Linked DNA regions of Homo sapiens: regions 2 and 3 are each linked to region 1. The links are chromatin loops, found by intact Hi-C in ENCODE. Cell type or tissue: PC-3. All regions are shown on one strand.

The links. Peaks named below come from ENCODE experiments on the same cell type or tissue, not always from the same donor. Only the 100,000 strongest peaks of a DNase experiment are listed, where the experiment ranks them.
Region 2: a loop joins it to region 1, with 18 times the contacts of the local background. A loop is called at or near these places in 3 of 110 quality-filtered maps.
Region 3: it touches region 1 in a loop (16-fold over the local background); 4 of 110 quality-filtered maps call a loop at or near these places.

The regions. Positions count from the first base shown.
Region 1 is chr9:23,698,491-23,706,490 of GRCh38, reverse strand. It overlaps ELAVL2 (ELAV like RNA binding protein 2), which reads left to right. Exons shown (of 7, transcript NM_004432.5): 4 at 1,420-1,573; 5 at 4,887-5,112. Among named protein-coding and RNA genes, the nearest start is that of ELAVL2, 120 kb to the left of the region's middle. In PC-3, a CTCF peak has its summit at 3,716; no DNase peak of the experiment used is centred here; H3K4me3 peaks cover 544 bases; H3K27ac peaks cover 2,670 bases.
Region 2 is chr9:23,118,487-23,126,486 of GRCh38, reverse strand. No RefSeq gene overlaps it. Among named protein-coding and RNA genes, the nearest start is that of LINC01239, 480 kb to the right of the region's middle. In PC-3, a CTCF peak has its summit at 3,262 (motif pointing left); a DNase peak (open chromatin) is centred at 3,226.
Region 3 is chr9:23,487,427-23,495,426 of GRCh38, reverse strand. No RefSeq gene overlaps it. Among named protein-coding and RNA genes, the nearest start is that of ELAVL2, 330 kb to the left of the region's middle. In PC-3, CTCF peaks have their summits at 3,076 (motif pointing right) and 3,077 (motif pointing right); DNase peaks (open chromatin) are centred at 2,646 and 3,096; H3K4me3 peaks cover 485 bases; H3K27ac peaks cover 1,525 bases.

The DNA.
Region 1 (8,000 bases):
CAATTACAATTGGGGCAGGAGATCTGGATGACTTGAACTGACCCTTAAATGCTCTGGTTCAGTAAGCCGTTGTGGATCTGCATGATCAATGGGGTATTATTGGATGGGCTTTACTCACCAAATGTGTTAGCATCTATCACATGTCAGGCACTCACTAGGCATTGAGGATACAGTGATGACCAAGAATGATGTGGTTTCTTCCCTCACAGAGTTTACATGAGGAATGATGATTATAAACAAATACATGCAGACCTATTTTGTCTTTCGTCCTTGTGGGATTTGGTATACCGTATCTCAAAGACATGAAACTTTTTGAAAGTACATACAGTGGCAGGCAAAGTTAATTATAGGGACTTAAGACCTTTTGAAAATCAAGGTTAAAAAGACCTGTGGATGAGAAGACAACAGACAAAGGATAATGAGGGCTTGTTCACACATTCAAATTTCTGGGAATTTATGGACAATCATACAGCATATATCAAAAGAGCATACTTACTGATAAGGGTGAATTTTTTTTTAGAAATGTAGCACTACCACCCACACAGATGTGAGAGGCTAGAAAACAAAAATGTTCCATGAATTTGGAATCTTTAAGCTTAGAATGATTGGGCCTAAATCCCTATTCTAGAGCAGGTGTTCCCAACCCCTGGCCATGGACCCATACCAGTCCGTGGCCTGTTAGGAACCAGTGCACACAGCCAGAGGTGAGCAGCAGGTGAGCCAGCATTATTGCCCAAGCTCCACCTCCTGTCCGATTAGCTGCAGCATTAGATTCTCATCAGGGCACAAACCCTATTTTGAACTGCACATGCAAGGAATCTAGATTGTGCAGTTTTTATGAGAATCTAATGCATCCCCCACCATGGTCCATGGAAAAATTGTCTTCCACAAAACCAGTCCCTGGTACCAAAAAGGTTGGGGACCACTGCTCTAGGGGATTGGCCCCACAGAAGACAGCCTATTATTGTGAACAGTACTGTGCTGTATGCACCACTGGTCTGTTTTAAGAACTTTAAATTTTAGTGAATTAAAACTGGACTAAAGGTGGGTACAAATGATAAAATGAGCAGGCAGTTGTTGAATCACTATACCTCCGCAAATTGATCCCAGACCCATTGACCATTTTTAGTAATAATCTGGAGGATGGGATATATTGTGAAATTTCTGTCCCTTGCAGTAGGCTAGTCCAGCATATTACAGATACTCTTCCCTGTCCACCTAGGGGAGAGGGAATGGGAATACTACTACCCATTTGTCTAGAATTTTCCTGGAAATGAATAAAGCAGTTAGCACCTGACTTGCTTGAACTTCAGTGTTCTATGCTGTTCATGGGAAAGTTACCGAGGCAGTTTTTGAGTTTCTAAAGGGAGGTGGGTGAGTGAGCATGCATATACATTTAATTTTATTTTCCTTTTCCAGGTTTCCTATGCTCGCCCAAGTTCAGCTTCTATCAGAGATGCAAATTTATATGTCAGCGGACTTCCAAAAACAATGACCCAGAAGGAGTTGGAACAGCTTTTTTCACAATATGGACGCATTATTACTTCTCGTATTCTTGTCGACCAGGTCACTGGTAAGTAGACAGCCACTCCGGACAGTCTTTCCCTGTCTCTGACTAGCAGATTGTGAAATATTCTGTCTTTCCATGTAGCAGTCTTGCTTCTAGAACATATCAAAGGTATATGTGGGCCAGAAAATGCAATTTTCTGCTGGAATTGTTCATAAATATGCATGGATAAAAATAGATTGTGGAGTATAGTGAGCGTGCTTGAGTCATTTCCACCCTGAAGGTGCAGGATTGAAGCCTGTTTCATGGCTTGTAATAAATTTATAGATGCTATAATCTTCATTTCCAAGCCACTGTGTGATAAAAGCCCCCATCCTGCTTATAGAGTACTAATAAACAACCTTTCTTTTGTCAAAAAGCGAAGTTTAATGCAGCGGTATGCAGCTAGTTCTCCAAGGGAGGATTACACTACATCCACACTGGTAATTGCTGTTCAGGCTGTTTTCCAGGTTCATGCTGTGCTGTATGGGCATATGTAAGAGTTTGAAATTTTGAATGTTAAAAATTTATTTTATTCCTAATATCACTGTTAGCCCAACTGAAATGGGAAGACTAAAATGTTCATTAAAACTCTTGAATGTAAGGGAGTTGTTCTGCCAAATCTTAGTTAACAAAGCTATAGCAATATAGATTTGATTATGAATTTTAAAAATAAAATACAGATACAATTTTCTATTATAAAAGCAATACTTGGCCAGGCACAGTGGCTCATGCCTATAATCCAAGCACTTTGGGAGGCCAAGGAGGGCGGATCACCTGAGGCTGGGAGTTCAAGACCAGCGTGACCAACATAGAGAAGCCCCATCTCTACTAAAAATACAAAATTAGCTGGGTGTGATGGCGCATGCCTGTAATCCCAGGTACTCAGGAGGCTGAGGCAGGAGAATCACTTGAACCCCAGAGGCGGAGGTCACGGTGAGCTGAGATCATGCCATTGCACTCCAGCCTGGGCAATGGGCAACAAGAGCAAAACTCCATTTCAAAAAATAAGTAAAAAATAAAATGAAAGCAATACTTGTTCTTTAGGAAACAGTTAAAAAATAGAGAAACATTGTGAGGAGGAAATATTAGCTGTAGTACCATAGACTGAAGCAGCCACATGAAGATTTGTGAGGTTGTTTTTGTTTGTTTTTTTAAGGTAGCTTTTCTCCTCACTGTTTGTTTCTCTCCCCGCCACCCGTATAATAATAATACCTTGGAGGCATGTTGTATATTACAATGTCTAATTCTTTTAAAGCAGTGACTTCAGAAGAAAATTGAGCCAGATTTTTCATTCATCAAGTGAAGATCCATTTAGTTGATCTGAATCTAATCAGAGGAGCCCATATTACCTGCCTCTGTGTTGTTAATTGGCTTCATAGGAAGCACCACCTTTAGAGTTCTGAGTAGAGAGAGCTAGCACTACATGCATGCCTGGGAGAATAGCCTACAGATTTTGCTGTCATGAGACTATTTAGTCAAGTGAGAGTATATAAAATACAGCCTCCTTAATTGTGTTAGTTAATTCATAATACTTATACATTGCCACCCTGTGTTGTTATCACATAGACTAATAATGGTGTTAAATAGAAATCCAGGCCTAGAAATAAAGATGAATTTGTTCAAAGCAACAAAAATATTTTTTATTTCATTTGTGCTTTCTAATTCATTCATTCTGAGATCTTGTGAATTGAGAGTAGGTTTCACCTATGACACAAAGTGCGTCTCATCTTTTACCTGCTAGTCCATCACAGGTGGACCTAGCTTGTTTTAGTCAGCGGTTCTCAAGTATGTCCCGCACCTGCAGTATCAGCAGTCTTCTGGAACCCTGCTAAAAATGCAAATTATTGGGCTTCATTCAGAACCTACTGAATAAATCTCTGAGGGTGAGCCACAGGTTGTTCTTAGGTATGCTTAAGTAGGAGGACCACCGATTTAGGTGACTCTAGCTGTGTAGAGGCTGTTTTTTTTTTTTTTTTTTTTTTTTTTTTTTGCTAATCTGATGCTTTTCTAATGGAACAGCTAAATTCTAGAGGTTATTAATTCTTAATAGGCGCTAGTAGATAAGTGAAAGGATTTGCTATCATTTCACTATTTATTCTTCATACTTAAGGCTTTCAAAGTGAACTTACTCAATTTACCTGAAATGAAAAATGAAACCCTGCAATTTTCTTATTCAGCCATCAGGTGGTAATAATGTGCAATGCATGCTCTTTAAATAGAAAAGGTAAAGTGATAGGGGCTGTCTTAGATACGCATATGTGGAAAAAATGCTTTGTCTACATTAGAAAATTCTTAGTCATTGACCTTACACAGTATTAATTTTAAAGCAAGTAGACCTTCTTTCTTTTTTTTTTTTTAAGCTCCTCCAAGTATGATGGTCCAGTGCTCATTTACTTGCCAAAAAAAATTTCCCTGCCACTGCTTATCTCATGATGACCAGCTGTGGTCACCCCACTAGCCTGTTCACGCTAATTAAATGGAATAAGCTGGGTTTCCCTCTACAATTTTTCATAACCTGGAAAGGTTCTTGGCTATCCTTTCCCATTTGTGTCTTTCACACTGGGGAGAATGTGGGGCAGGGAGTGATCTTCTGTAGTCAGGAGTGATGCTGCTGAGGTCAGAAAGCTTTGATGCTTTACTTCTAGAAATTTATTTATTTTTAAAATCTACGTCTTTTCTTTTTCTCCATATAATATTTTTCTGTAATAAAATATAGCTAGTCAGAAGCACAAGAGAGCTTCAGAGAACTGGAAGAGCATTTTCAGGCATTTTTTTCCTAAAGGACCTATATCCTATGCAATATTATTAAGCTGAATATATTATTTAAAATTTCAACCGAAATGTCTTTCTACCACAGTGTATGTATTTTTAGCATAGCTTTGTAGCATTTTTAGCAAATTCTTCTTTCTGTTCTCCTTGTTTCAAGGACAGGAACTACTGTGTCCCTCATTTCTGAGCTGCTTATCCAATAGCACAAATTGAAAAATGGAACTCCGGTACACTATTGACATTAAAAGAGTGTACGGGAGGGAGGTGGGAGAGAGAGAAAACATGGACATGCTTGTGTTTTCTTGTCTTAGCTGATTGGAATGCATGTGATAATGGGTACTCAGATTATGTAAGTGACACGAATTTTTCTAAAAATGCAAAATTGTGATTCTAAACTGAATGGCTAGTAAGTAAAGGGGAAAGTTTCCTCCTGGTGTGATTTTGTGGGAAATGTTATATGTAGGTGAAAACATGTTCTTGAGAAGGAAAAATTAATGTGTCCTTTCTTCTCTCCTTCCCTTCTCCTTCTGTTCCCTCTTTTCCAAATCTTTACTCAAATCTACCATAGGCATATCAAGGGGTGTAGGGTTTATTCGATTTGACAAGCGAATTGAGGCAGAAGAAGCTATCAAAGGCCTAAATGGCCAGAAACCTCCCGGTGCCACGGAGCCAATCACTGTAAAGTTTGCTAATAACCCAAGCCAAAAAACCAATCAGGCCATCCTTTCCCAGCTGTACCAGTCTCCAAACAGAAGGTATCCAGGACCGCTAGCTCAGCAGGCACAGCGTTTTAGGTAAGTCTGGTTTGGTTCTTGTGCCCAGCTACTAAACTGAAAGAGAATACTCAGGTTTACTGTCCAGTACTTTTATTGACAGGATCTCTGGTTTGCTTTTGTCAGTGTTGTTGGTTTTATTACTATTAATTTTTCATCTCCATGGGCACAGAGAGAATCTACTTGAGGAATAGTGTCTTTTGCTAATATTGAAGGTGGGGACCAAAGGACAGTAACCTACAGCAGTGATTCTTAACCAAGGGTGATTTTTGCCTCCCAGGGAACATTTGGCAATGTCTAGAGGTATTCATGTTGGCACAACCTGTGGGGGTGCTACTAGCATGTAATGCTAGAGGTCGGGGATGCTGCTAAGCTCCTACAGTGTACAGCATAGCCCCAGCAACCAGAAGTTACCTGGTCCAAAGCACCAATAATGCTGTGGTTGAGAAATTCTAATCTGTAGCTTTCTGGGGTTATCTGAATTGTTTCCAGGGCTTCAGATTTCCTTTTTTTTTTTTCTTAAAGGATTTTATTCTCATGTGTCAATTTTTAGGTCAAGCTGTTTCTGTTACTTCACTTTATAGTATGTGCACCATTAAGGGTATATAACCTATGTGACTACGTGAAGTTTCTACAAATGAGTTCCTCTCTTCCTTTTCAAAATTGTTTACAAACAGGTTGGCAGACTTTCTCTGTACAGTACCAGATAGTAAATATTTAACTTTATGGGTTATGGTCACTGTTGCATCTGTCTTGTTTTTGTTTTTAAACAACCTGTTAAAAATGTAAAAGCCATTCTTAGCTTATAGCCCATACAGCAACAGGTGGGAGGCAGTCTCCATTTGGCCTGTCGGTTGTAATTTACTGACCTCTCTGTAGTTCATAGAATGACCGTGGCTTTAGCCCAAAGAAGACACTCTATCTCACTGACAGGTGTACATATGCTAACTGTTTAAGTTTTATTCTGATCCTGGGATAACAAACCAGGAGTCATTCAAAAAATCTCTAATCTGCATGTGAGAAGAACAGTGACTTTAAGAAGTTAAGCAGAGCAGAGAGTTTTTGGTTTCATAAGCAAGTCATGCAGTTTTTATTTTCCAGGACATTTTTAAATATCCTTTTTGGCCATATGGTACACTATACCCAGAATGCTATCTAACCCCACACTGATTTTTAAAAATTATTTCCAAGTGCATATCAATTTTATTTATTTCATTCATGGGACAGAATAGTTAATTACCAAAAATATAATCACAAATATAACCTAATAAGATCAGGAGTTATGTTTTCTAGCTTAAATCTATGCATTTATTTTTTTCATTGGAATATTTGCAGTGCTGAAGAGAGTGGAGATAAAATCAGTTAAAAATAGCTCCTTTTAAAAAAATACTAAATTATGTTGCTTGAGATATGAGAAGGAAATTTGTTATGAATGCCACATTAAATTTCAACTTAAGTTGGCCTTTGCCGTGGGAGAAGAGGTGGTACTGTCAAAAGCATTGAGCCTTGTACTTCATGCTCTGCTGTGAGGAAAAGGCATTGGTATTAAAAAAAAAAAAAAAAAAAAAAAAAAAAAAAAAAAAAAAACCTTTGCCACCTTTGACTTCCCATGGTAGTGGTGATCAGACTAGTGTGGGAGATGCGTGGGGCTGCCTGATGCTTGCCTTTGTGGAGAAAGAAGTCTCACAAAGAAAGCCCTTTTTCAGCTCTGCACATAGGTTTCCTCTGTGACATCTTAAGTGAATAATATATGTATAAATATACTTTTTTAAATTGCAAACGTAGGATGAACAAGCCTGAAGGAATTTTACAGGTATTTCCTAGGCAGCTTGTCCAGTTAATTTCAGAGCTCTTTGGGGCCTTGAAAATGATCTCGAGTTTAGATAGAACAAAGTTCTTCATAATGTATTGGTTGATTTTTAACATTGTGAAGTTATAAAATGTTTGCTGTTAGTGGAAAGCTATATTAGCTACTTTTTTTTTCCAGATTGAAGCAATGATTTTGTTTGATAGTTATTAAGTAAAACAAAGTTCTTGGAATCAAGATTGAATTCTTAGGAAGATTGAGAAGACAGGATTTGGGAGAGTGCCTGATTATTGAAATGGCAAGGCTTGTAGGTGACTCAGGTGCTAGGTTGTTGATGGGTGTCAGCCCTTAGGTTTACCTAGCCTCCATCCCTGCAGGCTCTGTGCTTTTTATTTTTGGTTGAGTAAAGCTTTACAGGATGTTCTTATGGTCAAATTTAATTATCTTTTTCTGGCCCATTCTGTGTTTTTATCTTTTAGTACCATATGTTATCATTAACTTGAAAATTCTTTTTCCTTCACTCCTATAGAAAGACATTTTGGAAGAAGAGAATAAGAGATTGTCAGTTGTAAGGGAAACTTGGTTTCAGAAAATGGGAGAAATTGTTATTCTCTCTTCAGATTTTTAACTGTTGTCCCATTCACCCCATTTCTCATTCCTCCCATGATCCCTGTCCAGATAATAAAATATGAACGAGTTAGTGTGCTCAGAGATAGTGTTTGATCTAGATTGGGTGTGTTGGAAGAAATCAGATTTCAGGTTTAACCTGATGTTTGATGCTTTTCTTTAATACAGTATATTGAACCTGGTTGTCATTATCTTGATTTCCGCCCCACTCCCCCTTCTTCTTTCACCTGATAAAGAAACTTGAATTAAGGGCTTGCTTGTTTTGTTGGTATTTTGCTGTTTTCTGTAGTTCGAGTCTAAATCATCACACAGATATATTTTGTCCCTGATATTTGTGTTTTAATGCTCTTGCCTTGAGTTTTTGTCACCTTTCAGCAGACATGTAGAAAATTTCTCACTGTATTTTTATGTTCTCATAGTACCTTGGGAGTTGAGAGAGATTGAGCAATATAAGTTATATGTATTATGGTCAAGA
Region 2 (8,000 bases), 580 kb after region 1:
GAGGACGGTTTGGCAAATGATCCAACAATTATGCTTTTTGGTATTTACCCATATGAATTGAAGATTGCATTTATATAAAAACCTGCACATGGATTGTATAGCAGCTTTATTCATAACTGCCAAAACTTGGAAGCAACCAAGATGTCCTTCAGAAGGTGAACGGATAAACTGGTACATCCAAATAAAAGAATATTATTCGTGATAAAAAGAAATAAGCTATCAAGCCATGGAAAGACACGGAGAAAACTTAAATGCATATTACTAAGTATAAGAGGCCAATCTGAAAAGACTTCATATTGTATGATCCAACTATATGACCTTCTGGAAAAGGCAAGACTACAGAGTCAGTAAAAGATCAGTGGTTGCCAGGTCTTGGGGGAGGGCAGGAATGAATAGGGAAAGCACAGAGGGTTTTTTAAACAGTGGAACTACACTCTATGATACCGTCCTGGTGGATCCATGTCATTATACATTTGTCCAAACCCTTGAATGTACTACAACAACCAATGTGAATCCTAATGTACATATGGACTTTGGGTGATAATAATGTCAGTGTAGGTTCATCCAGTTGTAACAAACGTACCACTCTGATACAGGATGTCAATAGTGGAGTAGATTTACATGAGTAGGTGAACAGGGGTATATGTGCACTCTCTGTATTTTCCATTCAACTTCTCTGTGAACCTAAAATTGCTATAAAAAATAAAGTTTATAAGCCCCTGGAAAAAAATCCCTATGACTTTGTATATGCTGTTTCCTTTGCCAAAATCTATTGCCCACTTTGCTTTTTTACAAAACTAATTAATTCTTCAGATCTCATCTTGATTTTATCTTTCTAAAGATGAGTTGCTGACTCCTTCCTTTAATAACTTCAGGAAACCCTATTTACCCTCTATTTCAAAATATTTAACTCAGCAATAATTGAATAATTGATTAATAGTTCTTGAAGGTTTTTCTCCCCCAATAGAAGAATAGAAGCTTCACCAGGACAGAAACAATGACTGTCCTACTCAGTCAATGCAAATTATAGAACATTTTGAATTCCAATATAAATAAATGTTTTGAAACATCAAACTCAAACCAAAGACATACTGATAATTAGCATAATAATACCAATAAATATAAATATTTGAAAACCAACTTCTTATTTATTTATTCTCCTATATAAAATTTTAACGTAATTGGAAGAGGTAATTGTTGTGTTCATTTTCAATTATAAATCTGAAAGTCCTTTACAATGATTTTTTATAAACATGTTAAATTTGCATAGTAAAAGACATTGGATTAAGAATTCTAAAATCTGTAATCTAATTCTGATCATTAGTTGCATGACTTGCTTCCTTTGCTCACCTATGTCATTAAGATGTGAAGCTTGAATAAAATATATATATATAAGTTGTTTTGACATTTAAAATATTATATGTATTTAACTCTTATTGTTCTTATTATTATCTTAACTTTCTGAAGTATTTAAGAATGGTAAACATTCTAATAATAATTAGTTGGAATTTTGTTTTCTAAAATTTCCTCAATCATTTCTGACTTAACATACCCTCTGAAGGCCAACATAACTTCAGGTAAATAATTAGTGGCCTTTTATATTATTATATTTAGCATATTCTTGATTCTTACTTAAAAATGTCTTCTCCCACCTTGACACTTTCCAAAGAATGCTACCATGTTGCTATTTTTGTTTAGATGGTCTTTGAAGCCTTGGGTATGTGTTCCTTTTTTCTGAATATGAATTAGATCATTTTTAGGCATCCTTATATCAGGATCCTCTTTTACAGCAACAGATGTTATTGGAACATTTACTCTACATCCTGACTGTACTTCTGGTAAAGACACTGGTTTGTAACAAATAGATCCTGTTAAAGGTGTGTGTTGACTTGTGTCTACAATATTATTTTCAGCTGGGTTTTTTTTCCACCTATTTGTACAAGATAAGGTGTGTGTCTACCTATATCAACAACAGCCAGAGGAAAAAAAAAATGTGTTCTCTTTCTCACTAGAGTCCCTCCAATGAGATGTCAATCAAAGTTTGCTAGTCCAGTTGTCAGTACTCACATTAATATTGAAATAAGCATTAAGATTTATGAAACCACAAAGACAAGCTGGAGAGCCACTAGTAGGCCATTGACTTTAAACTTAGTCGAGGTTAATATTTATTTTGACAAACTAAAAAATTTCATCTTAAATAAAAAGGTATTGCTTTTCAGGTCATTCCACCAAAGAATCAAGGGAGGAGGGACTGGCAACTGTTCTTAAATGCTATCTTAGTGTTGATAGTTTGCAAATATGGAGCATTTATTGTTTGATTTTTGCCTTCCTTACAACCTAAGTTTGGCAGAAACCCTGCAGCATGTTCTCAGGGAAAAAGAAAAAAAAGCTTCGACATTTCAACCATCTGCCAGATATACCTATCAAATTATTCATTTCTGAGGCTGCTTAAGGTTATTTAAATTCATAGCTTTTCAAACTACTGACAAGGTTTGCACATTGTGAAGAAAATGAATATTGTTAAGGGTTAAATGGACAGCTTCACACTTTAAATGCATTATAAATTCACCCCAGGCACTCTCCTACTGATTTTTCTCTTTATTATTTTATTTTACAATCAGGGACTCTTCATAATTATGGACCATGCTGACAATCGGCATGACAACAGAAATATTCAAACAAAACTGACCCAGGTATGAGGCAATAGTTGCATTATACCTCCAAGGAAACATGCCTTCAGATACATTTTAGATATAGAAATAGTACTTCCAGAAACAAAGATATACAGCTGAGCCCCCAGCCTGCCTTGCTGGGCATATATACCCCACTCTGTCCAATTTATGTGGGTTGACGTGAAGACAGGCAAGACCACCCTTAGAAGTGGTCATTGTTAAAATGTAGGCCGTCTATCAAGAGAAATTGTCTCCCAGAAATCAATACCTTAAAAACTCTTGTGGCTAAATGTTCTGCCAGACACTTTCAAATTTTTATTATGCTGAAAATAGTGTAGAAATAGTAGAAGTTCCATTTATTTGATTTCTTTTTATCACAGTCGGCCCATCCTCGATCAAGTTTCATAATTCAAAGATATTAATTTACCACCAGGTGTAGTTCAAACGAATGTTGACCTTTGATTTACAAAACCCCTTAGATTTACTCTATGCCTTTCTTAAGAGAGTTCCCTTTTTCATATACCACAAGAAAAGGCCTGCAAAGTTGAGGACATGATTTAGGATGCTGGACCTTGCACCCCCTGGTGGCCAACACACATGCTTCATTATCTTTCTTTTTATTTGGTTTTGCAAAATTTGTTCAGCAAGAGATTGAAAAAATATTTTAATAAATTTTGATGCAAAGTGGCAATCATACAGTGAGAGCCTGACAAGTATAGTATGTTCAAAAATAATTACCCTTGGGCCCAGGATCTGTTATCGGGTCACTATAATAAAACCATGCTTTTTGCTGTCAGACATACATAGCAGAAAGACATTCCAATTCTGCCTCAGCACTAAACCCAGGCCAGTTACTTAACTTTTATGATCCTTAATTTTCTCAACTGTAAAATAGGGCTGATAATTTTATCTAGGTCATAGTGTTCTCGGATGCAATAAATGAGAAAATATATTACAAAGGCTTAGCTCTGTGATTTTGAAGTACTGGAGAAATGACTGCTGAAAGTGACAGTTGTAATATGATAGTTAATATAATATCACCATATCGGCATAATTGGTATAATGATAGCTGATAGTTGTAAATAATAGTTGTGAACAGTTGTATGCAAAATGGAGTTAGGTTTTATTGTATGAATTATGAATATTCTGTATTTACTGGTAGTCCTCAAGTTCAGATATATAGAAAGTAGAAATTGTTTTTCTTTTTCCCTCTGTCCATAGAAACGAAATCATAATTATGAAGAGCTGAGTCTAGACAAGCTTGCACGGGTCTGAAACTGTTCCTTTGCCCTGAAAACAATAGAAAATTGTGTGATTATAATAGCACTTATTAAATCAAAATACACAAATTTCTTATAAAATGTACAGTGTTATATTAGATACGGTTGAGTGAAATTTTGATTTCTTAGAAAATAATAAATACCCATTAAAAAAGACTTCTGCAAAAATAGGGGACATTTGGTCACTGGCATAGGCCTTGGCGCTTACAAGCAGCAGAGCTTACACAGCTATGTTGTCAGGTGTCCCAAGTTTGGATTCTGGTTCCATCACCTGAAAAAGCTTGTGACCACAGGAAATTTTCTAAATCTCTGTGCCTCAGTTTCCACATCTATGCTAGAGGCATAATTATAGCCTTTATCTCATAATTATTTTTTGAAGAATGTATAAATTCGTATGCAAAAGTGTATTCAAGGTAACTGACAGCCAGTAATAGTAGTACTATCTAACCCTGTATACACCTCCTTCATATACACTGCCTGGTGAATGTTTACTGACATACTTAAAGAATCCTTGAGTTGAATATTTTTAAGATGTTTAGTTCTGGGGTTATGGTTAATAGTCATCTTCAAGATAATGAGGAGAGAATGAATAGATTTTCTCTTCCACCTTTCAGTCTTAACAATAATGATAATGTAAAGCAATACATCGACTTTGGTTAGGGACAAATAGAATTTCCTAAATCTTGGATACTTTATACTTGAAATGAATTATTGAAGGAGGGAGTAAAATTTCATTTTGGAAAGAACTTTAAAAATGAGATTGCTAAAGGTGAGAAAGATATTTTTGAAGCCAATGATAGCTGAAGGTCAAGGGATGAAAGATTCTACTATCCTACCTCGCTTTTTACAAGTCATCTTCAGGAACACAGACAGACTGAAGACTTAGACCCCAGAACTAGTCTCCCCCATATCCTAAGACAGACACTGGGAACACAGACCTGTGTGTAGAGCCTGAAAACTGGCAGTCACTGTAGACGGTGAGGACGGTGTGGAAGAATCAGAATCTCATGGGTGGGGAACCTCTGCCCTGACGTAACTGGCATTACATGATTGCAGGCTGGAACAGGAAGTGATGTTTCTGTAGAATGTATTTATTTTACCCCATCTTTATCCTCTCCAAAACTATAAACAGCTTACAAAAATACACTCAACTCACTAAGATAAGAGCAAACTAAAAATAATTAGGTGAGCCTTTCTAAACTTTGGGGAGATGAATTTTGTAGGGAAAGACAGGGATGAAATTACTGCAAACAAACATTGGCTGTGAGGTGCTGCCTAGTTGATAAAGGTGGAGGCTGAATTTTTCTAACAACTATCGAAAAGTGGAAAACAGTCAGTTATATAATTTGAATGTTCAAAAAATAAAAACAAGCATGACAATAAATACAAAATAATGAGTTTCAGATATAACGATTCCTGTGTGTAGGTTCAAAGAGGAAGTCTTCCTATGGATCCTCATAAAGAACTCCTTATACAAGGTGATGAGAAATAGTCTCAGTAGTAGCCGTACATAAATGAATTTCAAGAGCTGGCTAATTTTTATAATGTTCTTTCATGTAAGCTAATGGTATAATAAAAAATTCATTCCAGCAAAAATAATTCAATGAGTAGATAAAACATACCAGTGGACATGGCAATGGTAATATAAGCATAGGCACAGTTTAGGCTGTCAGCAAGTACCAGTGCTTGAGTATTTGGCTGTGATCCAGAGGCCGCGTCCCTCCCCTGGTTAGGTGACTTTCATGAAAACAGCAGAGGTGCAGTCCTCACAGCATTAAAGAATTGCTTAGATGATAAAAATAAGAACTAAAAGCAGAGGAGAGAAGACAGAGACCCAGTTATCCAAACTGGGGCACAAAGTGAAGTTGATATCTCAGGAACATTTCAGAAGTCCAGTTATAGACCTGAGAGGAGGAGGTTCAAAGCAAGAGAATCTAGATGTGTAGTTCCAAAACCTTGGGAAGGTTCTATTAAATCCATTCTGATTAAAGTGAGAGTAGGGCTAGAATAAGCTCACAGCTTGTGCAACCACAGCTGGAAGAAGCAATGACATATTACTGCAAGATATTATGAAACCACTTGTTTTGCTTTTCTCTAAAAACAAAAATAACATCTCAGCAGACTTAAATAGTGAATATTGTAAATGGACATGAACACATGGAAATTTTCAAAAGGTAATTTGAAGTTTCTTTTCTGTCATTAAGCTTGTTTTCTACTACTTGATTTGAATCTCTAATAACTTTGATATAACCCAGGAGGTGCCACTGTATCAGAAACTCTACAAATTCCTTTTATTTTTATTTCTCTTATGATTTCAATTTGACTTCTAAAGCCCTTTTGTTTCTTTTTGCTATTTCATGCTCTCCTTTCCTGATATCTATTCTATAAATTGTTGCTTTTCCAACCTTTGCCCCATTTATTCTTGCTTACCATATTGGACAATAAAATTTATTTAACTCAGGTAAAAATATTACTTCATTTGTTTTCTGCCATATTCTATATATTCACTCAATATTTTAATTATAATTACCCCAGATGATTTAGTGTACTGGATTGTGGCAAGTTGTGCAGATATTAAGTAATATAGCCTGATAGGTACAATAATAGAGAAAAATTATTTTATCTAACAAACTGAAAAAAACTATCTCCTCTGAGGACTGATTTAATGAAAACAAATGGCAAAGCTCAAATATCTATTTTGAAATTGTTGTCATTACATAGGTGATACCAGTAGCAAGGGAAATAATTCTGTGCTTAAAAAAATAATTCTCTGCTGCTACTTTCTCTTCTTCGTGCAAGAAAATTACCATGAAGGTATACATATGCGGGTGAAGTTCAGTAAGATTTAGAGTTGCCTGACTTGGTGTCAGTTTGAAACTTTGAATTTCTAAATAAAATTGACAAAGTCATTTATAGCAACTTCACATTTTTATCCTTGGGACTAATAGCAGCAGGGAACAGAAGCATCTAACCGTCAAGATAGAAAGAAAGGTCCCCTGATGCTTTGTGATTTTTAAATGAAAATAATGTAAGATGAAAGTAAATCTTCACTTAGTTGTATTTGTGATGCCTAATAATTATGCTTCAGGAGATAAAAATAGTCATTGAAGAAAACCTTTTAAAACTCCATAGGCTTCGCCATGCCTGTGTGGCTTGGCTGTATTTATTTTTTTTTTAATAATCCTTTTAGAAAAGGACCTTTTCTTAGCCATCTGCTTGAAAATCATTTGAGACCAGTTTTTTTTTCCCCGGTAATTCACTGATTCAATATTGAACATCATTTTACAATTTCTGTTACTGTCTTCAAGGAGGGTACTATGGAAGACACAAGAAAAAAGATCGGTGTCTATTTTGTCTATAAATAAGAGGCAATATATTCTTGCCTTTGCATCCTAAGTACTTGCATACTGCTTGTCTAATAGTAGTGATGTGGTTTGGCTTTGAGTCCCCACCAAAATCTCTTGTTGAATTGGAGGAGGGGCCTGGTGGGAAGTGATTGGATCATAGGGGCTGATTTCCCCCTTGCTGTTCTTGTGATAGTGAGTTCTCATGAGATCTCATGGTTTAAAAATGTGTGGCACTTCTCTTCTCATGCACTCTCTTTCCTGCTACCATGTGAAGAAGGTGCTTGCTTCTCCTTCACCTTCCGCCATGATTGTAAGTTTCCTGAGGTCTCCCCAGCCATGTGGAACTGTGAGTCAATTCAATCTCTTTTCTTTACAAATTACCCAGTCTCAGGTAATTCTTTATAGCAGTGTGAAAATGGACTAATACAAGTAGGTACCTGAATTTTGTTGAATTTAATTAATCTGATCAAATGCCTCAGTTTCCAAATGCCTCCCTTTAGACCCCTCCTCTTAACACTACCATACTGGCAATTAAACTTTAACGTAAATTTTGGTGGGACAAACCACATGCAAACCATAGCTTACCCAATAGTTACTTAACCTCTTGAGGGGTACATGACTAACTTCCATTTACAAATATAACTGCATTTCATAAATATCATTACTCAATAAACAATCTGGGCAACAATTTTTAGGTGTTT
Region 3 (8,000 bases), 210 kb after region 1:
GTAAAACATCCTTAAAATCATTTTCAGAAATCATTTGATGTGAACAATTATTATTGGTTCTACCCAGGTGACTCTCATCATTCAGGCCAAGTAAATCTTCTAGTCCTCTTTTTAATTTGTTTCCTTTTCTCCTTTCAGATGCAGGTGCATCCCTGATATGAGTATGCATTTGGGCTTTCTTATCCCACTGGGCTTATTTTTCTGAAAATTACTCAAATAAGACATGGTATAAGTCTGCAAGACATTGACAGCTGATTATCTGAGAATGGTATAAACATCACAAAAACACCAAATCCCTTCACATTCTTGTCTCACAAAAAAAATTAATTTTTTGAGTCAAAGTTTTGTTACTTGTTATTCTTCACATTTTTATTACTAAGTGATAGGTTAAACTTTTAATGAATGCCATGTGGGAAAACTGTAATGTTTCTAGTCAATTCTAAAAATAAAAGAACTCACTCTGTTCATCATCAAACTGGAGAGAAACGTCTTCTTGCTCAACCTGTACCTGATGACTGATGTGTGATGCGGGATATACTGGCTGGAACTATAGGGAAGGACACAGATGGACTCTACGTTTTGCCTGGGGTTGACAGCATGTGAGCAAAATGCTTTACTATATTTAGAGTAATTTTGTATGCAATGGGGAAAAACAATCCCTTAAATATCAGTGTGGAATTCAACAGCAAAATATGTCTAGACATGTGAAACCTTCCACGCTGAAAGAAGTTATTGAAAAATGATTCATTTTTACATCCTCCACCTGCTGCCTGATTCTTTGTGATATTGATTTGTGAGAGAAAGGACTTTTTCCAAATGATAGTACTGAGATGTGTTGCTAATAAGATACATAGTTTTTAACACTCAGCCTTTATTGAGCATCAGCCATGTGCTAGATGCCGTTTAGAAAAATTGCAGTAACTGTATTTATCTTAATAATTCAAATTTTGTAAAGATTTTCTTTTGTCATTCATATTCATGAGTTTAGAATCAACTAAATATGGATGACATTTGATCTTTTTTTAGAGCAGAAAATTATGACTTTGGAAATACGCTTTTTAAAGTAAGGATATATATTCATTATAATACAATTTAATTTTTAAAATCTCACTAATATGTGTACTTTAGAGATGGTGTTTTAGACATTTTTCTGTATTAGTTGCTGTTTTACCTGTAATTAACAGAATACCTTAAAATTCCTTAGACAAATAGAAGTTTGTTTTTCTCATGCAGCAAGGAGTCTGGATATAGGTAGTTATTCAATGAGGTAAGAAGCAGCATCTCTGCAGCTTTTTTTCTTTTTTTTTACTTTTTCCTAATGGTCACAAGATGATTGTTGCTGCTCTAAGCATCATTTTCATAGTCAGGCAGGATGTAGAGGGGAGGTGGAATGTTAGAGATGTATGTTCCTTCTTTCAAAAAGCAGAGTTTTCCATATCCATCAACAAACTTCCACTTACAAATCATTGACCAGAACTCAAGACGGCTGGCCTTCCCTAGCTTCAAGAGAATCTGAAACAGTGAGTATTTAGGTGTTTGAAAATGAGTCTTAGGCTAGCTATTCAACAGTGCCTGACACTTCTTGCAACGAAATGTGTATTTTAATGACTAAGATTGATACTGTGACTATGTGAAATCACCTATAGGTTGAAGCTTTGTTAGAAAAGGAAATGAATTTAAATTAAAATTATCTGTGTTTAAATCTCAAATCTTAGTTTCTATGTTGTGATCCTAAGCAGGTCACTTGCATAAGCTTCAGTTCTCTAATTTCTAAATGAGTATAACAATTTATACATTGTTGCAATAAGGATTAAATAATATCAGGAGGTGTCTTGCAGTATCAAGTATAGATCTGAATACTAAATAGAATTTCACTAAATTGTTCAGTTATTCACTCCTTCATTCATACATTTAGTTGATCAATAGAAACTTTACTCGGGAGAGGAATTAAAAAGAGGTCACCACTGGGAGGTTTGCATCCATGACGTCAAATGTGCAATACTTGCTAATGTCAGGATGAGAGTGTGTGTGTGTGCGTGTGTGTGTGTGTGTGTTGACTCTAGCCTCCAGACGGCAATGTGGAAGGGAACAGGGGGAGGAAATCAATGTTTGTTGACCACCTCCTGAATGCTTCTCTTAATCTTGCGTCCTTTTTACCTGATGAAGCAGTCATATCTTTCTTCTATGTTAAGCCAGGCTATGAAGCTAAAACCAGAATTGCTTTGACCTCTCATATTTCTAAATTTCACATATGTATAGTTTTTCCATCTCATTCCCTTTTTAATTCCTTGAGAACCCATCATATGTCCCTGGGAGCTGGGCAGAAAGATCATTAAATACTGTTCAGGGTGGCACACAAAATCTCTTCTTCCTTTCAACCTTCAACTAATATTCCACAAATGGGTGCAACCTGTCTTTCCCCTCAGACTGTGTTTCTTTCCCTATGTGGAACTCCTCCATCCAGTTCCATCCTGAGACAAAGGATAGCTATTACTGTTTACTCATTTGGAGTCTGAACCTCAGGGACAGTTGTCCACCTCTTCAAATATTGTGTCTTCTCTGAGGTTCATTGTGTCATCTTTGCTGCCCTTCTGGTGCATCCAGGTGTGGCCAAAATTTGCTATAGATATATTCTTCAGGCCCTTGATCTGGGAACTTTGCCACATACGGATTATGTAATACTGAGTCACATGCATTGTTTTCCAAATAAGAACATAAATATATCTTCTGAACAAGGAAACTTTTGAAAAAATTTTTCCGTTGTTCTTCCTTCTATCCATCTAATCCTCACTCTTTTCCTCCGTCCTTGTCTGTGTCTGCTTCTTACTCTTTCTCTTTCTCATATCTGGGTAATCTGCAGCCTTTACATGATAACTGCATCATTTAGAAGGAGGACACTCAGAGAGATGGATAGTAATATGTGTGTAACATACTTATGTGTTAGAGATTGAGAATTTGGCACTCCCGAAAGATTGCACATGGAATCAAATCAGTCATTAGGTGGTTGCCACAGTTGGCTGGGTTCAGGCTCTGTAAATCGATGGAAATAGGCTAAAGGAAGATGAGTGAGGCTAAGTACTAATTCCAGGCTTTCCTCTAGAGGGAGCTGATGATCAGGCTAGAGGAAACCAACATTGAGACTGGTCAGACTAGTGAGGAAGCTTTACATGTAGGCAGTATCACAAGACTGGATGGGGGTGAGCTATTAATCCTGAGCCTGTGAACTTAAAAGCCATCAGAAACTCTTACTATAATATCAGAGAAACAACTACTACCTACCTCATCTTAATAGTATATATTCCATGGTATAGAAAATGCTCTAGTGCTAACATTCTGATTTCAGCCCTGGAGACTAATTCAAATATTTTATGAAATTTCAACCATCTATTTATCTATCTGATTCCTATTAAAATTTAATATTTGCTGAGTTCATATTATGTGTCTAATGCTGTGTCAGATATTAGGGTGCAGAATTTAAATGTCATTGTTTCTAACTTCAAGGAACTTACATTCTAATGGTGAAAATAAATACAGAAGCAGCTGGTTCCAATCTGGTGCAAAAGTGGTGCTAATCTGAAGATTTATATAACAGATAAAGTATATAGGGGATTAGCATGAGGTATTGAAATACATATATTTTCAAACTACCTATAGCTATCTCAGGAAATTAGGGGACAAGCAGACAAGGCAAGAAAGAGGGGCATCATGAAAACCCTATAATCAGGGGTCCCCCCTCACCTGCAATCTAAACTCTGCCTGACATGCAAACCTCATCAAGCCACCATTGATTCTTAACTCCGACTGTTGGTTCCCAGAACATGCCATGTTATTTTACACATTCATTCCACTGTGTATGCTGTTTCCCCCACTTGACATGCTGTCTTCTTTCATTCTGCCCTCTTTTGTCCACCCGGGAAGGTTTAACTTCTTCAAGCATGAGTTTGAGTAATTCCTTTGTGAAAATGTTCCTATTTCTCTCTCTCATCCTTCCTTTATTCCTTATCACTATCCTTCATCCCACCATTTGCCTACCTCAATAATAAATAGCACCTGCACACTATTCAGTAGTTTTCTTCAAAAAGTATGACCCTTCACTGGCACTCTAGTTCCAGCCCTCCAGTGGCTTACTCTTTGGATATGATCTGAACACTTTGCCATAACCCATAAGAAATACACTGCATGGCCTCTGACCAGTCTCTGTCATTACCTTTTTATACTTTCTTGGTCACTCCTTTGGTCTAACAACACTCTCCTTTCTGTTTCCTCAAACACACCCAAATTTCTTTGCTCTTTAGAATGTGTTTCCCTAGGATTTTAGATTGCTTGTCTCCTCCTTTATTTGTCATTGGGTGTCAGCTCAGTTATCACCTATTTAGAGATGTCTTCTCATCCTGTCTGAAGTGGTAACTCCATCCACATTTGCCAACACATCACACTTTCTTATACTCCTCATGATACTTGTATATATCCAAAATTATCTTGTTCATTTATGTGTTTACTGTCTGTGTCTAACTCTTGATTAACAAGTAAACTCCATGATATAGGGGCTTTGACAGTCTTATTCACTGCTGTATTTTCAGGGTCTATAATCATGTCTGGTAAATAACAGGTGTTTAATAAATATTTCTTGAATTAATAAAACAAATTAATAGGCCTTTTTTTGGTTGGTGGGTTGGTTGGCTGGCTTTTTTTGGTTTGTTTTTGTTTTTTTGTTTGTTTTTGTTTGTTTGTTTGTTTGTTTTTTGAGACAGAGGTCTCACTCTGTCACCCAGGCTGGAGTGCAATGGCCCAATCTCGGCTCACTGCAACTTCCGCCTCCTGGCTTCTAGCAATTCTCCTTCCTCAGCCTCCTGAGTAGCTGGGATCACAGGCACACGCCACCACGCCAGGCTTATTTCTGTATTTTTAGTAGAGACGGGGTTTCACCATGTTGGCCAGGCTGGTCTCCAACTCCTGACCTCGTGATCCGCCGACCTTGCCCTCCCAAAGTGCTTGGATTTCAGGCTTGAGCCACTACGCCCATCCAAGAATGCATGCTTCTTAAGAGATGGGATCATCAGTTTTAATCTATGTATTCTACCATACTTGGTACAGTCCCTGATGACACATAGTAGATGCCCAATGAATATTTATGGAAAGAATGACGGGGGAGCCACAGCGTTTTTGCTGATAACTCCAGGGCTGGAGCTCAGGTGCTAATACTGCAGTTCTTTTTGGAATGTGAGCTAGTTGCTGAGCTAGGATAGTTTCAGAGTGATTGCTGCTCCAATTGGAGCACGATCACTGACCTGAGACTGCAACCATGTTGCCTCAGTTGACAAATTAGGCTTGCTTGCCCCAAGCACAAGAGCAGGCTTTGCAAACTCAAAGGATGGCCACCACACAGCCCTTTAATTTCCCACACTCATAGTTTCTATGGTGATTATGGTATTGACAGAAAACTGTAGAAGTCTCTAAAAGCCAAGCTGTAAATATTTTATATACATTATCTTGAGAAATAGTACTTGGAATTTTGAAGTGGACGACCTAAATCGATCATGGCAAAATTTAAATGGGTAGTGGCAAAATGCTTAAATATCTGCCTAAGGTCGTTCACTTAGTCTGGTGTCCTATAAAAGCAATTAGTTAATATTACCATTACCAGTTGGTATGTGCAGTTCTTCCTTTTAAAAAGTAAATTGATTCTACTATGTAATACATTTTAACCTTCTAAGGAGTTTGGCTGTGACTACATGGAAATTTTAAGATGCAATTGTTTGAGCAAAAAGTTATAATATTTGGTACATGTAGAAGTTTGAAAGAGGAAATATATTATTTATCATATTCAGGCCAGTCAATGTCCAAACCGAGTGTTCATGCTTCTTAGTAATATTAGGAAAAATTCCTGCCTTCATGTACGTATAAGTTACTCTGGCCAAAGTTCAGAGGAAAACAAAAATTATCCCGGGGCTCAGATTCCTTAAAAAACTTCAGCTACAAAGGTAAATTTTTTTGATAAAATTATTAACAATAAAAATACCTTCTCAAAATAGATTTTCTCCAAAAGATTCTCTATGTTTGGATTTGTTTTTTAACAGGAATCATATAATCTATGTGCCAAGTGGTGCTGAAGAGCCTTAATTTAATTGTATTGGCATGAGATGATTGAGTTCATTGGTGATGGAAGAAAGAGTGATTTAGCATCAGATTTCCTGACAGAGGAAGCTTCCCTGTTTAGTTTTCGTTTCTACAAAGAATGAGGGGAAAGTGTCTGGTAAGGAGGTCACATTCTTTCTAAAAGACAGCCAGGATCCAAAACCCTCACTTGAAAAGGAAGTAGTGAAAGTTATTTCAAATTAATCACACATTGGGATATATAAGGACCCTGGAGATATTTTGAAATACTTTATGAATCTGAATGAACCAATTTATATGGATTCTAATTTATCCAAAATATTGTTTTGAGTCATTTGAAGGTAAGAATACCAAATCTTCGCCCTCAAGAAATTTATAATCTGTTGATGCAGACAGGATATTTCCACATAAAGTGTAGTAACCTGCTCAATGAATGGGTTAGTCCTGAAAAGAGAAATCCAGAAAGAATGGCTGACATTCCTAGGTCTCATGCTGAGCAAAAATTCAAGAATCAGTCAATACAACTTGCCTTTCCTTGAACTTTTCATACATATTGCCAGTTGGAATAGAAATATTGGAAGTAAGGAACATGTATTTCAACTTTTTGAATAATTTGAAATATCTAATATTTCAATGTAAATATTTTTTAAGTTAATGTAACTGATTGTTTCCTACAAGAAAATGGAATACTATACAGCCACCCCAAAAAATGAGGGATTATGTCTTCTGCAGGAACGTGGATGGAGCTGGAGGCCACTATCCTTAGCAGGAACAGAAAACCAAATACTTCATGTTCTCACTTATAAGTCAGAGCAAAAAGATGAGAACACATGGATACACAAAGGAGAACTACAGACACTGGGGCCTACTGGAGGGTGAGAGGATGGAGAGGATCAGGAAAAAATGACTAAGGGGTACTAGCCTTAATACGTGGGTGATAAAATAATCTGTACAACAAACCCCCATAACACGAGTATACCTATATAAGAAACCAGCACATATTTCTTAAAATAAAAGTTAAAACTGAACTTAAAAGTTGAAAAAAGAAAATTTTATATTATGAAAATAATGATGTTTAAAAAAATATTCTAAAAAGCACCCCTGCCCCCAACTACCTATGTATTCCAATGGCTTCCAGTGCTTCTATGATAACACATCAGGAGAGTGTATCTCCCTCATTTGAACATAAGCTTCACAGAGAGTTGTCTTGTTCAAATAGAGTATTTGATGTATAGGTGATGAATTAGTGTTCATTAAGTTGAGAAACAAACCAATTTATCCTCAACTGCGAAGAACTTGGCTTATACTTTTTGGTAGCTCTAAACAGGTTGGCTTCTTGCTGATTTTTTGAACATGCCAATTTCTTTCCTGCCTCAGGCTTTTACAAACAGCTTCTCTTTTCTAGAAAAACTCTCCTTGTTCTCCTTCACTAGGCTTGTCTTCCAGCACCACTATAACCTCAGAGTGGACTTCTCTGATCACTCTATCTGAAGTAGGTCCTCCCTGCTGCTAGCTTAGCTCCTTGTTTTTTTTTTTTTTTCCCCCATCACAGCAACTAATGTTTTACTATTATTTATGTCCCCTGCCCCACTGTATTGTAATCCTCATAATGACAGGCATATTTCTTATTGTCCATGATTGCAACTCTAGTGACTAGCACAGTGTGAGGTAGAGACAAGTCAATAACAAACAAAATAAATAATGCTCATGTGTAGGACAGACTTATCAGTAACATTTACTCTCATGCTGGAGTATCTATATAAATATGGTAGCTGGAAATTTATACATAATATTCTGTGCACAGACTATAGCTCTATGTCCTATATTTTATACTGATTTAGCAACATGAGACACCTTGGTAGAAAACCACTTGGATGTAGTGTATG